4 separate regions of the Homo sapiens genome follow, and all the other regions are linked to region 3. The links are chromatin contacts, found by Hi-C in ENCODE. All regions are on one chromosome and are shown on one strand. The core of a region is the stretch at or near the end of the contact, and the rest is flanking DNA. Distances in the headings are between cores, read along the strand shown.

Evidence for each region. A loop is a pair of places that touch in the nucleus more often than their neighbours do. Pooled maps may share reads with other maps.
Region 1: a loop to region 3 is called in a pooled map, with 7 times the contacts of the local background. The contact joins two enhancer-like sites. A Hi-C loop is called at or near these places in 2 of 37 single-sample maps with no recorded cell type and 4 of 50 pooled maps.
Region 2: a loop to region 3 is called in a map with no recorded cell type, with 8 times the contacts of the local background. The contact joins the promoter of FXR1 here to the enhancer-like site in region 3. A Hi-C loop is called at or near these places in 12 of 37 single-sample maps with no recorded cell type and 11 of 50 pooled maps.
Region 4: a loop to region 3 is called in a map with no recorded cell type, with 12 times the contacts of the local background. The contact joins the promoter of MFN1 here to the enhancer-like site in region 3. A Hi-C loop is called at or near these places in 5 of 37 single-sample maps with no recorded cell type and 5 of 50 pooled maps.

Annotation. Positions count from the first base shown.
Region 1 is chr3:178,967,861-178,970,560 of GRCh38, reverse strand. All of the region lies in intron 1 of LOC124906307 (a long non-coding RNA gene), which reads left to right. Among named protein-coding and RNA genes, the nearest start is that of ZMAT3, 100 kb to the left of the region's middle. Within about 2 kb of position 1,405, at least 3 of the 41 ENCODE cell types and tissues checked have a DNase peak (open chromatin) inside an H3K27ac peak, as active enhancers do.
Region 2 is chr3:180,911,269-180,913,968 of GRCh38, reverse strand. It overlaps FXR1 (FMR1 autosomal homolog 1), which reads right to left and starts at 1,299. Exons shown (of 17, transcript NM_005087.4): 1 at 1,233-1,299. The coding sequence starts at 1,283. RefSeq lists enhancers at 1,028-1,117, 1,688-1,837, 1,653-2,308 and silencers at 1,268-1,367, 1,374-1,668.
Region 3 is chr3:179,960,184-179,962,900 of GRCh38, reverse strand. All of the region lies in intron 2 of PEX5L (peroxisomal biogenesis factor 5 like), which reads left to right. The region is part of intron 1 of LOC124909463 (a long non-coding RNA gene); the gene reads right to left. Among named protein-coding and RNA genes, the nearest start is that of PEX5L-AS2, 63 kb to the right of the region's middle. RefSeq lists a silencer at 938-987. Within about 2 kb of position 1,305, at least 2 of the 41 ENCODE cell types and tissues checked have a DNase peak (open chromatin) inside an H3K27ac peak, as active enhancers do.
Region 4 is chr3:179,346,420-179,349,119 of GRCh38, reverse strand. It overlaps MFN1 (mitofusin 1), which reads right to left and starts at 1,411. Exons shown (of 18, transcript NM_033540.3): 1 at 1,310-1,411; 2 at 157-275. The coding sequence starts at 268. RefSeq lists enhancers at 620-839, 1,173-1,702 and a silencer at 960-1,119.

The DNA of each region.
Region 1 (2,700 bases), core at 156-2,655, 990 kb after region 3:
CTCCTGACCTCAGGTGATCTGCCTGCCTTGGCCTTCCAAAGTGTTGGGATTACAGGCGTGAGCTACTGTGCCCGGCCTGTCTAGATTCTTCTTGGCCTCTCTGTGCATGCATTCCTTCCTTCTGGGTGTGGGGCAAGACACTCTCTGGAATTGGGGGTGGGGTCTTATAACCTATGATTGAACAACTAGGCTAGATAGTTTCTTTATGGCAGATTTTTACATAGAAAGGTGGGAGGAAAGTTAGAGCAACATGTTCAGGTTTTATGGCTGGCTATGGGGAAAAAGGGTTCTGGTTTCTATAGCCCACTTTGGAGAAGAAGATTCCAGTTTCTATGACTAGCCTTAGGGGAGAATAAAAAGGCAAAGACAGGAGGGTAGGAAGTTAGAGGAAAAACTTTGGGTTCTGAGGCCTTTATTTTGGGATATCATTTTCTGAGCCCCAGCACTTAGTATTCAAAAAATGTAAGACTGCCTTGGTAGTGACCTTCTGGACACTGGGAACTTTCAATGAAAGATTATAGGGATTATTACTGGAATCCACCTGGAATAAGAATCTACATCCTTAAAATATTTTCTGGGAATCTGTGATCCTATGTCACTTAGTTCAGCCTTTGGAAGAATATGTCTCACGAATTTACAGAATTTACACCTTTCTCTTGTTAAGCCTTGGTAGCCAGACTTTCTGTTTGGAAGTGCCTTTTCAGATAAGACCTAAATCTCCCTTGATATATGGAGCCTCCTAGAGCCAATCTGTCTTTCCAAAGCTGAATATGAAAAGTTTCCAGGCACTGCCACGTTATTGATGACTTCCATTACCCTTTGACGACTTAAATGACAGCCCTGCTGGGGAGAAAAACAAACACAATGGAGCTTCTCTTTCTTCTCCATTTTGCAATCGTACACACTCTTCAGTCTTCTACTTTACTTTTGAAAAATGTCTGTAGTCACTTCTGTCTACTCTTTCACTTCTGAAATGATTTTGAAATTGTTTTTTTTGAGTAAACATCTGAACTCAGGGGCCCGGGACTACTGTTGGTTGGCCCAATTGACAGCCATTAATTTAGTGAACCTCTTATTCATTTCATCTATGTCCATGAAAATTACCAGCAAGTTCAGGGTCAGGAGGGTGTGTAAGCATTCATACACAGTGTGTATGTGTGTCTGTGTTGTGTTTGGTGTGTGATAGAGAACTGATTGATAACAATCGGCCCTATGATCCTCCCCTTTCTGGGTGTCCTAGAAGATGGGCTAAGGGTATGATGAGAGAGGGGTGTTGAGCTTTCCAAGTTAATGCTGTAAGTATTTATTAGAGGGGTAGATTATGGAAGAGGATAGAGTCCATATTTAGCTAGCGTCTTCAAAGAGGAACTGATACCTTCAAGTGAAAGAAAATGTGCATGTTGCCTTATAGAGGCGTTCTTCCTGGCAGGTGACATGCTGTGGCTTTTTATAGAAATGCCTAAATGTCTCAATTATTCTTGCTTTATTTAAATTTTTTCTTTCTTAAAAATAGGATAAATAATAACAGTGACTGCTTATTACAGAAGAAGGTGATTAACTAATGAATTTAAACTTACTTGAAGTTTCTGGAGAAGACTGCTTTGGAAGAAAAAGGCCTATTAGTGTTAAAACTATTAATTATCTTCTAAATAATAATTGTTTATAGATGATTATCAGTGAATTCTAGGACTTGAGCCTCTCTTCCCCCATTTAAAAAATTAAATACATATGTGCAGATTAAATATCTATGTCTTTCATACGCAGCTATCAATTTTGGAGTCCTTGTTGGGACTGGAGGTCAATAGGAGTCACCTTCTTATGGTTTTACATTACCTCTGACATTGCAGATAAATTCACAGTCAAGGAAGTGCTTTTGCAGAAGTTTTCTTAGGTCTTGCAGAAACCTAGTGAAGAACGGTGAGGATTAGCCATGGGGGTTTGGAGTTTGCCACTCCGTGACTCTGCCATTCAATGAGCTCAAGCCTCTGGTCCTGACTCATCTTGTCTGTGCTTCTCCCATCATCCCTCTGCCCCTGCCTGTGGAGAGGTTGGGGTCTGCTTTGCGCCATTGTCTCCTCACTCCCAAGTCTTATCCGTGGTGACTGGGTCTATGCCGGAGAGGAGGAGTCCTCTCATTTGAACTGTGGCATCTTAAGGCTCTATGTGACTATTTTGCAAATGTTCTTAATGATAGGTTTAGAGTTTTCTTTCTTTTCTCTTCCTATACCCTTTCCTCTTCATTTCCTATAGGGCAAAAAGAGTGAAGATAGTAAAGAGTGAATCCTATAGATTTGATTATTTTCCATTAATAATCCAACAGAGTGTGTGGCACATGGTAGATGTTCAATAGACAGCTGATAAATTAATGAATGAATAACCACACTCATATCCACACTGGAAGGTGGTGTATATGGTTGTAGAGTGTGAGCTCTGGAGTCAGACTACCTGGGTTTGAATTTCAGATTTAGTAGCTAGGAGACTTTAGGCAGGTTACTTAGTTTCTCTGCCTCAGTTTTCTTATCTGTAAAGTAGGGATAAAATTCTCTCTCTTGAATTTCTTGTGAAGAGTAAATGAGTTAGTAAGTAATAAGGGCTAAGAATAGTGCCTAATACATATTAAGTACTCAATAAATGCTATTAAAGTATATTTCCATATGTAATCTCATTTTATCCTAACAACTATTTGGTGACATAAATGAG
Region 2 (2,700 bases), core at 50-2,549, 950 kb before region 3:
AAGAAAATCAAAATGCTGAAAATAGAAAATCGTGGCCAAATAAAATAAAAACCCATAGGATAAAAGGTACGCTGAAATGAAAACCTGTGAGAATTCACTTTGCATACGCACAATACTCATGTATTAGAAGAAGGCCCTTCATAAAAATAGCCAAGACTCTCAAACATTTGAGATGCTGGCTTAGTGAGATTGACTGACAGACAACAGCTGGGGAGATTCTGTATTGATCTTCTAACAACCTGGCGTATTTCGGGAAAATAAGGAGAAAAGAACGCTATAGTGGCAAAAAATAAACTATTAGGATTTCATTTTCAGATATGTGAACGCTGAATGCCCCACCAAATTCCTCTACTCTATTCCTCTTACGTTTTTCAGCCCCGATTCCATAGTAATGGATGTCCTTCCTCCCAAGCAAACAAACAAAAAACCTCGTGGGAGAAAAAACAAAACAAAACAAAACCTCCCTCCAAAAACAGGGGCAGTGATATAAAGAAATTAGTCACCTCTCCACCTATCTCCCTGATCCATTTCGCATTTTAAATCTTACTTTAAAGCTCACAACTCTCCTTTTCTTCCGTAATAGAGGGGCTAAGGCGCCGCCCAATTTCCCAGGCCGCAAAAATATTCCAACCCGCCACAATTCAAGGTTTTCTGCTTTTCTGTATTTGATCCTAACCCTCAATCCGGTACCCCCATTCTCCTCAGACACTAAAGATTTGTTGGCCCAAAACTCAAATACAAGGGTGAATTCCAAAGATTCCGCGATACACCCGCCCCAAGGGGTGGGGAGGGGTCGGAGGAGCGGGCTGAGGAGCTCCCGCCCGGCCCAGTTCGAGGGGCGGGGGAGCGGGTGAGACCACACAATCCCACCGCCTCCTTTCACGACTCCCCCACCTCCCAGAGCTCGGGCCTGCTCCGAAGGAGCTCCCGCCGCCCAGCAGCCACTCAGTTGCTTCCCACCGGCCCGCCAAGAACCGCACTAGCAACCAAGAGGGTTCATAACTAGGAAAATGCAAGAGGTGTCCGACGTGTTGTTTCAAAACATAACGGAGCCCCGGCCCCCGAGACCGTTAAACCGCGGGTGGAGGGGGGAGAAGCAAGGAATCCAGCGGCCTCGAGCTTTGGCCTGGCTGCCTTTCCGACCCCAAACCTCACTCTCTGGGACCACCAACCCTCCCTCAAACGCGCTCCAGCACCCAGAACACTCGACAAAGTGGCAAAACGGTCAGTACCTTGTAGAAAGCCCCGTTAGAGCCGCGAACCTCCACCGTCAGCTCCGCCATGTTGGAACCGCAAAGGCCGCTGGGAAGAGATTCTAGAAACTTTCCAACCAGAGGGGAGGAGGGGGGAGGGGCGAGAAGGAGGCGGGGAAAGGGGAGGGGAAAACAGGGCTGGGATTGGGATCCCCCGCCCTTCACCCCTGGGGTCTCAACGTGCCGCCCCGACTCTCCAGGTGGGATCCCTGCGCACCCTGCATCACCGGCTTTGGGCTCCGCCTGCCGCCGTCTACGTCGGATTTGCCTCCAGACACAATCGCCCGACCTTTGTTGACCCGCCCCTAGGTCTCCGCCCCACAGTGCCCGCAGTTCGCACCGCGGCGGCCGAGTAGTGCCTCCAGCTGCCACAGAATGAACTGCCCAGGCACAGCCTGCCCGGCGCATCGGCATTCCCCTGAGCTCCGGCATCCTGACCTTAAACTTCTGGAAGTGCTGGCTGCCCTGGAATGGCTTTCTCACCCACTTTTTGGGCTCCAGTTGCCCTGGGGAAGAGGGATGCCTACAAAATAGACATACTGTTGTGCCCCAAGTTATTTCGCCCCGCTCTTTTTTTAAAAAAAGTTGGGCCTTCTCTTCACTCAAATTCCACAGTTCCACACCCCCTCAAACAATTTGGCCTAGCCCTCTCCCCACCTGTTACCACTTTAGCTCTTTAAAAGTCAAACTGAGTATTTTCAGGGCAAGTAATTGTGTTCACACCCTAGAACAGAGTTTAGGTGAATTCGCCTTATTAAAAGTAGTCAGACAAACTTAATAGAGCAGGAGACCACGTTTTCCTCTGTTAAATGCATGCAAATTTCCGCAAATAGGATCAAAGCAGAACCATCTCCAGTTTTGTAAGCATAACAAATACTTTGGGTATGGATTTTAACAACTTAATACTGAAGCTCCTTCCCTAAGCAAGGGCTTTGGAAAATAATACTATAAGTGCTCCTTGTTATACTTACATTATTACCGTTTTCGCAGAAAAACTTAAGAAAGGATACTTTGCTAACATTCTATACTTCCCATGAAACGCCCACTGACCCAGTTTTTCAGATTCTAAAAAAATAAAATGTACACAACATTTTATGAGCACGTCTGCATCTCTGAAGATTCTGGGAAAAAATGAGGGCTGTGAAAGTGCTCACTGTTGTTATGTACAGGATATTCTATTTATTTATTTATTTAGAGACAGGGTCTCACTCTGTTACCCAAGATGGAGTGCAGTGGCGTGATTACGTGGCAGCCTGGACTTCCCAGGCTCAGGTGATGCTGCCACCTCAGCCTCCCGAGTAGCTAGGACTACAATATTTATTTTATTTTATTTTATTTTATTTATTATTATTTTTTTAGACAATCTCGCTCTATCGCCCAGGCTGGAGTGCAGTGATGAGATCTCAGCTCACTGCAACCTCCGCCTGCTGGTTCAAGTGATTCTCCT
Region 3 (2,717 bases), core at 56-2,555:
GTGCTGGCACAATGTTTAGTCAGTGAGAAAACAAATGCATAATTGAAATGACATGAGCTGACAGGTTGAGTGTAAAAATGATGTTATATATGAAAGTAACAGTCAGAGACAGTAGTACTTAAAATTAGACTCAGCCATTTGGTAGAGAAATTGAAAAGAAACCTATTCAGCCTTTTATTGTGGAAGGAGTGTTGCCGTACTTATTTATTTTTGCTGTTGATTTTTAAGTAGGTTCATCTGATCAAAATAAGAACTGTAAATATTAGATCTGGAAGGAATTTCAGAAGATAATCTAATCCAGTGGATTAAAAAATTAAAAATTCCATCCCATGGAACCCATTTCTAGTCACCTTAATAGGGGAAGGAGTGTGTATGATTATGGTGATAGCACTTAAGGAACAACTTAGGTGTATAGATAAACTTTGATGAAAAGATATTGTTCTAAGAAGCTTAATCATATTACTTGTTATAATCAAAATAAGTTAAGCAAGTCTTGGAGTAAAAAGGTAACTTGACTGGGTTCACCAGGTTACTTCACATCACAGGCAATATTTGAACTTGGGATCTGCAGCCTCTAGTCTTGAGTTCATTCAGCCACTCCTGTAACTGCCTTTCTAAATTATGATACTTCCTCTCCTTTCTTCCAAATGTCCCATGTTGGTAAGATAAGCATAGTAATCAAACCAGAATAGTCATTTGAGAAAAGTGTGTATTTCAAGTGCACAGCTAAAAGTCTATTTGTCTGATAGATTTTTATAAAAAGATGTTTATATTAGATACCTCCTAACTCTTCATAAAATGGTTCTCACAAACTTTGTGACATCTTCCCAGTATCCATCAGGGTATAGATATTAAAGATTTTTAAAGTAAACTTTGAAATCTCCTAAACTACTCTGGGATTAACAAAGTGTTTCCTCCCTGTTGACACAGATGGTTTTTCTACAGCTCATCTCTCAGGGCCTCTCCACCTGGTTCAGTTTATCATCTCCCCCTCAACTGGCCATGGTGATTGTGAACCGTATCGACAGTTCAGCTTTCAGGCCCATCCGTTTTGAAGTCAGCTGCCAGTGCTTTTGTCTAATGAACCATGCAGGTGAACTCGGTGATTACTGATTGAATCAGCGTCTATTGTCAGAAGGGCTTTGAAAACCAGTTGTGAGTGGAAATATTTGTCCCTCAATGATTTATGTTATAAATTCAATTTTATCACTTATAATAAAAATGACAAAGGATCAGGAAGACCATACAAAATATTTTTCTTATTTTCATATTTAAACAACAGGGAGAGTTTACAGAGTAAAGTTCCCTTTTTCTCTTCGACTTTGGACTGAGATGCCCACGCTCTGCCATTGCCCCGACCTTGTCATTCTGTGGTTGCGCTTTTACTTCTCTCCATCCAGACTTTACAGTGCATGTCTTTTCTTCTCTGCTCAGCACCACTCTCTGATCCCTGCCTCTGGAACGTGTCTCTTATTCTGACACTGCATATATAAGGTTTGACAGAAATGCAGTTCTTGCAAACCTGTTTTTTTTTTTATGCTCCATTGCTTTCTTCCTTTTCTCCAAAACAACTCTAGAATTCTGTCATTTCCATTTTTGGTTTAATTTTTCACATGGTTTACCCCCAGTTGAAATGGGTACCACTTCCTTCCTGTCTTGTGATCTAGGAAACACACACACACACACACACACACACACATACACATACACAAGTGATCATTCAATACAATTGTTATTTATTCCTCATCGTATTTTTTGGCCAAATGATCTCATTCTTGAAATATATGAATAAGTAACTTATTAAAGAAATGGAAATGGTGAGAGAATGTACCATCCAGGCTTTGTGCTGGATGTTCTGAATAGAAAAAACATTCATTCATCACTTTGTTTTCTAACAAAATTATCTCATTTGTATAATTTGTGAATAATTAACTAATTTTGTTGTAGAAAAACACTAAGCATAGAAGTTGTTTTCTTCCAGTCAAGGGTTGTTCAGTTATCACTTCCCTGCATTCTCAGCTTCTCTCTTTAAACTTTAAATGTGTCCCCAAAATTGACACATGAAATTTTATGAACTATTGGAGTAGTCCCTGAAAAAAATGAGCTATGTTGCATAAGTTGATGGATTTCATTAATCAAATCATTTACTACAAGATAAAACATATTGAGCTCATAAACAGGTTAGATATTGTTAAATTTTTAAGCTAAAAATGTAAAACCTTGTAAACTTTGCATTTTTTAAAAAAGGAAGCAACTTGTTTTTGTCTAGATGAATGAGCCATTTTAATTTTGCATCCAGACTCCAAGGAACTTGAGTTAAAATCATACCCTTGGATCAGGACTTTTATGAACAACAGTAGCAATACCCCATGGACCCCAACACTGCTTAGCTTACTGGTGAGCACCCAATACATAGTGAGAACTAATGTTTCCCACTGTCTCCCAAATAAAATGCAAACTCCTCCACTGGGCTTGCAGGCTGTCCATTGTCATCCAGCCCCTAACTACCTCATTGTGCTTATCTAATGCCCCCTCAACTTCATGCCCCATTCATACTGAACACCTTGAAGCATCGAGTGTTTGATGTTCTTCCTCCCTTCACACTTTGCTCTTGCTCTTCCTTCTGCCTATGTGTAAGAATATAACATATATCACAAATATTTTGGCATATCTGCTAGAAGTAGAGGATATAGATTGCAAGGAAGGAGACCTCCTCA
Region 4 (2,700 bases), core at 162-2,661, 610 kb after region 3:
CCTTCTGGAGGTTAGAAAGGGGTTTTATTCATTATGGTACTTCTCATAGTATACAGTATAATGCCCTATACATGTGTTCAATAACTAACGTTGAAAGAATAAGCACTTTTATATATTTTCAACAGTAATTACTTTAAAAACTTAAGAAGAACTAACCTTCAACAAAATGTGATCCTTCAGTAACAAACTCCAGTAACTGGTCAAAGATTGCAGTAATCGCCTTCTTAGCCAGCACAAAGTGCTTCAGTGGAGAAACAGGTTCTGCCATTATGCTACTAGAGGGAGATAAAGTTAGAAAAGCACCAACTAAAGTGGATGATAGACATGCAAACTGATGACACACCAGTGACATTCATCAACTCCCCAATGAAATAAATTATGCTGGCAAAATGTTTTTAGGTAATTCTTTTTTGGGAGTGTTCTAGTCAGACAGTTAGAGACGACTTTTGAATGATATTTCACTAAAATAAGTGAAATCTATTAGCCAAAATCTTGGTTGCAATTTCTACTCAATTTCCCTTTGGTGAAGACGAAACTAATTGTGACTAAGTTTGTCACTGCATGTGACTCTAAAGTACATCAGGGAACAGGGTTAGTGAGGCGAAGCCAAATTCACACACAATAAGGAAGTTACTAAGTTTCTCAACCTGAAGCTCTAGGTGAGTAGGAGTGGATATGCAGAGTGAGGAAATAAAATTCTAAGATCACAATGTGAGGCTGACATTTAGAAAGGTAAGGCTTCAAGAGGGCATTAACGCTTCCAGCCAAAGTACCAGAAACTTCAAGGACTATAAGTTTAAGAAAGCATAGGTGGTTTCTCAAGAAAAAGACACCAAAGACAAACAATCACGGTCTAATCCTGGTGTGTACATGGAAAGGAACAGTGGCCATAAAGAAGGCGGATTCTTCCAGAGAGTCAAGAAATGACCGCGCGAAGGAGCTGCGTGGGAAAAGCCGGGTGGGGGTAACGCCCCGGTCCGGCCGGTGTGAACACCTGCCTTAGAAAAGGCCTCCCACCTTCCCACACCGGGCGCAGGAGTCAGGGCCAGAGCCCACCCCCGCCCCGCGCACGACCGTCTAGGTCCGGATCCCCCAATCCCACCCCCGAGCACGGCCTCGTGGGCTCCGTGGGCTCGACTCGGCCGCCAGCCCCGTTCGCCCGACAGCTGGCTCTCTCCTTTCCCACAGGACCGCGGCGGGCGGCGCCTCGTCACACAACGCTGCATGCACGACTCCCGCCCCCGGTCCCCAGTCGCTCGAAGGTCACTCCGAGCGTCGCAAACGTGCTGTCGAGGCAGCCGGCACTCACAGTCTCCGCTCCAACTATCACCCGGCAACAGCAACTCGGCCACAGATGCCAAACTGCCTCATCTTCCCGAGAAGTTAAAGGCGGAGAGGAGGCAGGGGGAGTGGCAAAGGGCGGTCACTTCCGGCCTCTTGCCTCCTCTGTTCTGTTTGGCTCCGTGGCCGGAAGCGCATCTATGCCAGGCGCCATTTTCCTTAAGGGCAGAAGGCAAGGTTTGTTGTGGGCAGAGACTGCTACCAGGAGAGTGGTTTTCCGTTCCCCCTTCCAACTTCTTCCCCTCCCTTCTCCCCTCAAAGTGTCCAAGTATCTGCCCAGCCTAGGCTTAGCTAGCTTCCAATGATGGTGGTGGCTGACGCCTATAATCCCAGCACTTTGGGAGACCGAAGGGGTGGGATATCTCTTAAGCCCAGGAGTTCGAGACTAGGCTGGGCAACATAGGGAGGCGCCCCCCCCCCCGCCCCCGACCCTCTTCCTCCTCCCCGTCTCTACAAAATTAAAAAATGAAAAATTAAAAAAATTTTAAAAACTTAGCGAGGCGTGGTGGCACACACCTGTGGTCCCAGCTACTTCGGAGACTGAGGCGGGGGGATTGTTTGGGCCCGGGGCTGCAGCGAACTGTGATTTATCGTGCCACTGCACTCCAGCCTGGGCAAGAGAGCGAGACATTTTTTCAAATAAATAAATAAATAAATAAAAGAAAAGAAATCCAGATCGTATTACTTTCCGAACTTAAAAAGCTTTCCAGGCCGGGCGGGGTGGCTCACGCCTGTAATCCCAGCACTTTGGGAGGCCGAGGCGGGCGGATCACAAGGTCAGGAGATCGGGAGCATCCTGGCTAACACGGTGAACGCCCGTCTCTACTAAAAATACAAGAAGTAGCCGGGCGTGGTGGTGGCGGGCGCCTGTAGTTCCAGCTACTCAGGAGCCTGAGGCAGAGAATTGCTTGAACCCGGGAGGCGGAGGTTACAGTGAGCCGAGATCGCGCCACTGCACTCCAGCCTGGGCGACAGAGCCAGACTCCATCTCAAAAAAAAAAAAAAAAAAAAAAAAAAAAAAAAAAAAGCTTTCCAACAGCTTGCCATTATACTTAAAATTAAAGCTTCGGATGGTAACCGCCCAAGGAAAGCCTTCACCTTGCCCGCTGACTAGCCAGAACTGATACAAGACAGGGGGATTGCAAATAAAGACTTAGTCACGCAAAGCCGGCTGTATGGGAGACTGGAGTTTTATTATTACTGAAATCAGTCTCCCCGAGCAGCACTGGGGAGCAGAATTTTTAAGGACAATTTGGTGGGTTGGGGGAGGCCACTGAGCCAGGAGTGCTGATTGGTCAGGGATGAAATCGCAGGGAGTGGAAGCTGTCTTTCTGCACGAGTCAGTTCCTGGGTTGGGGG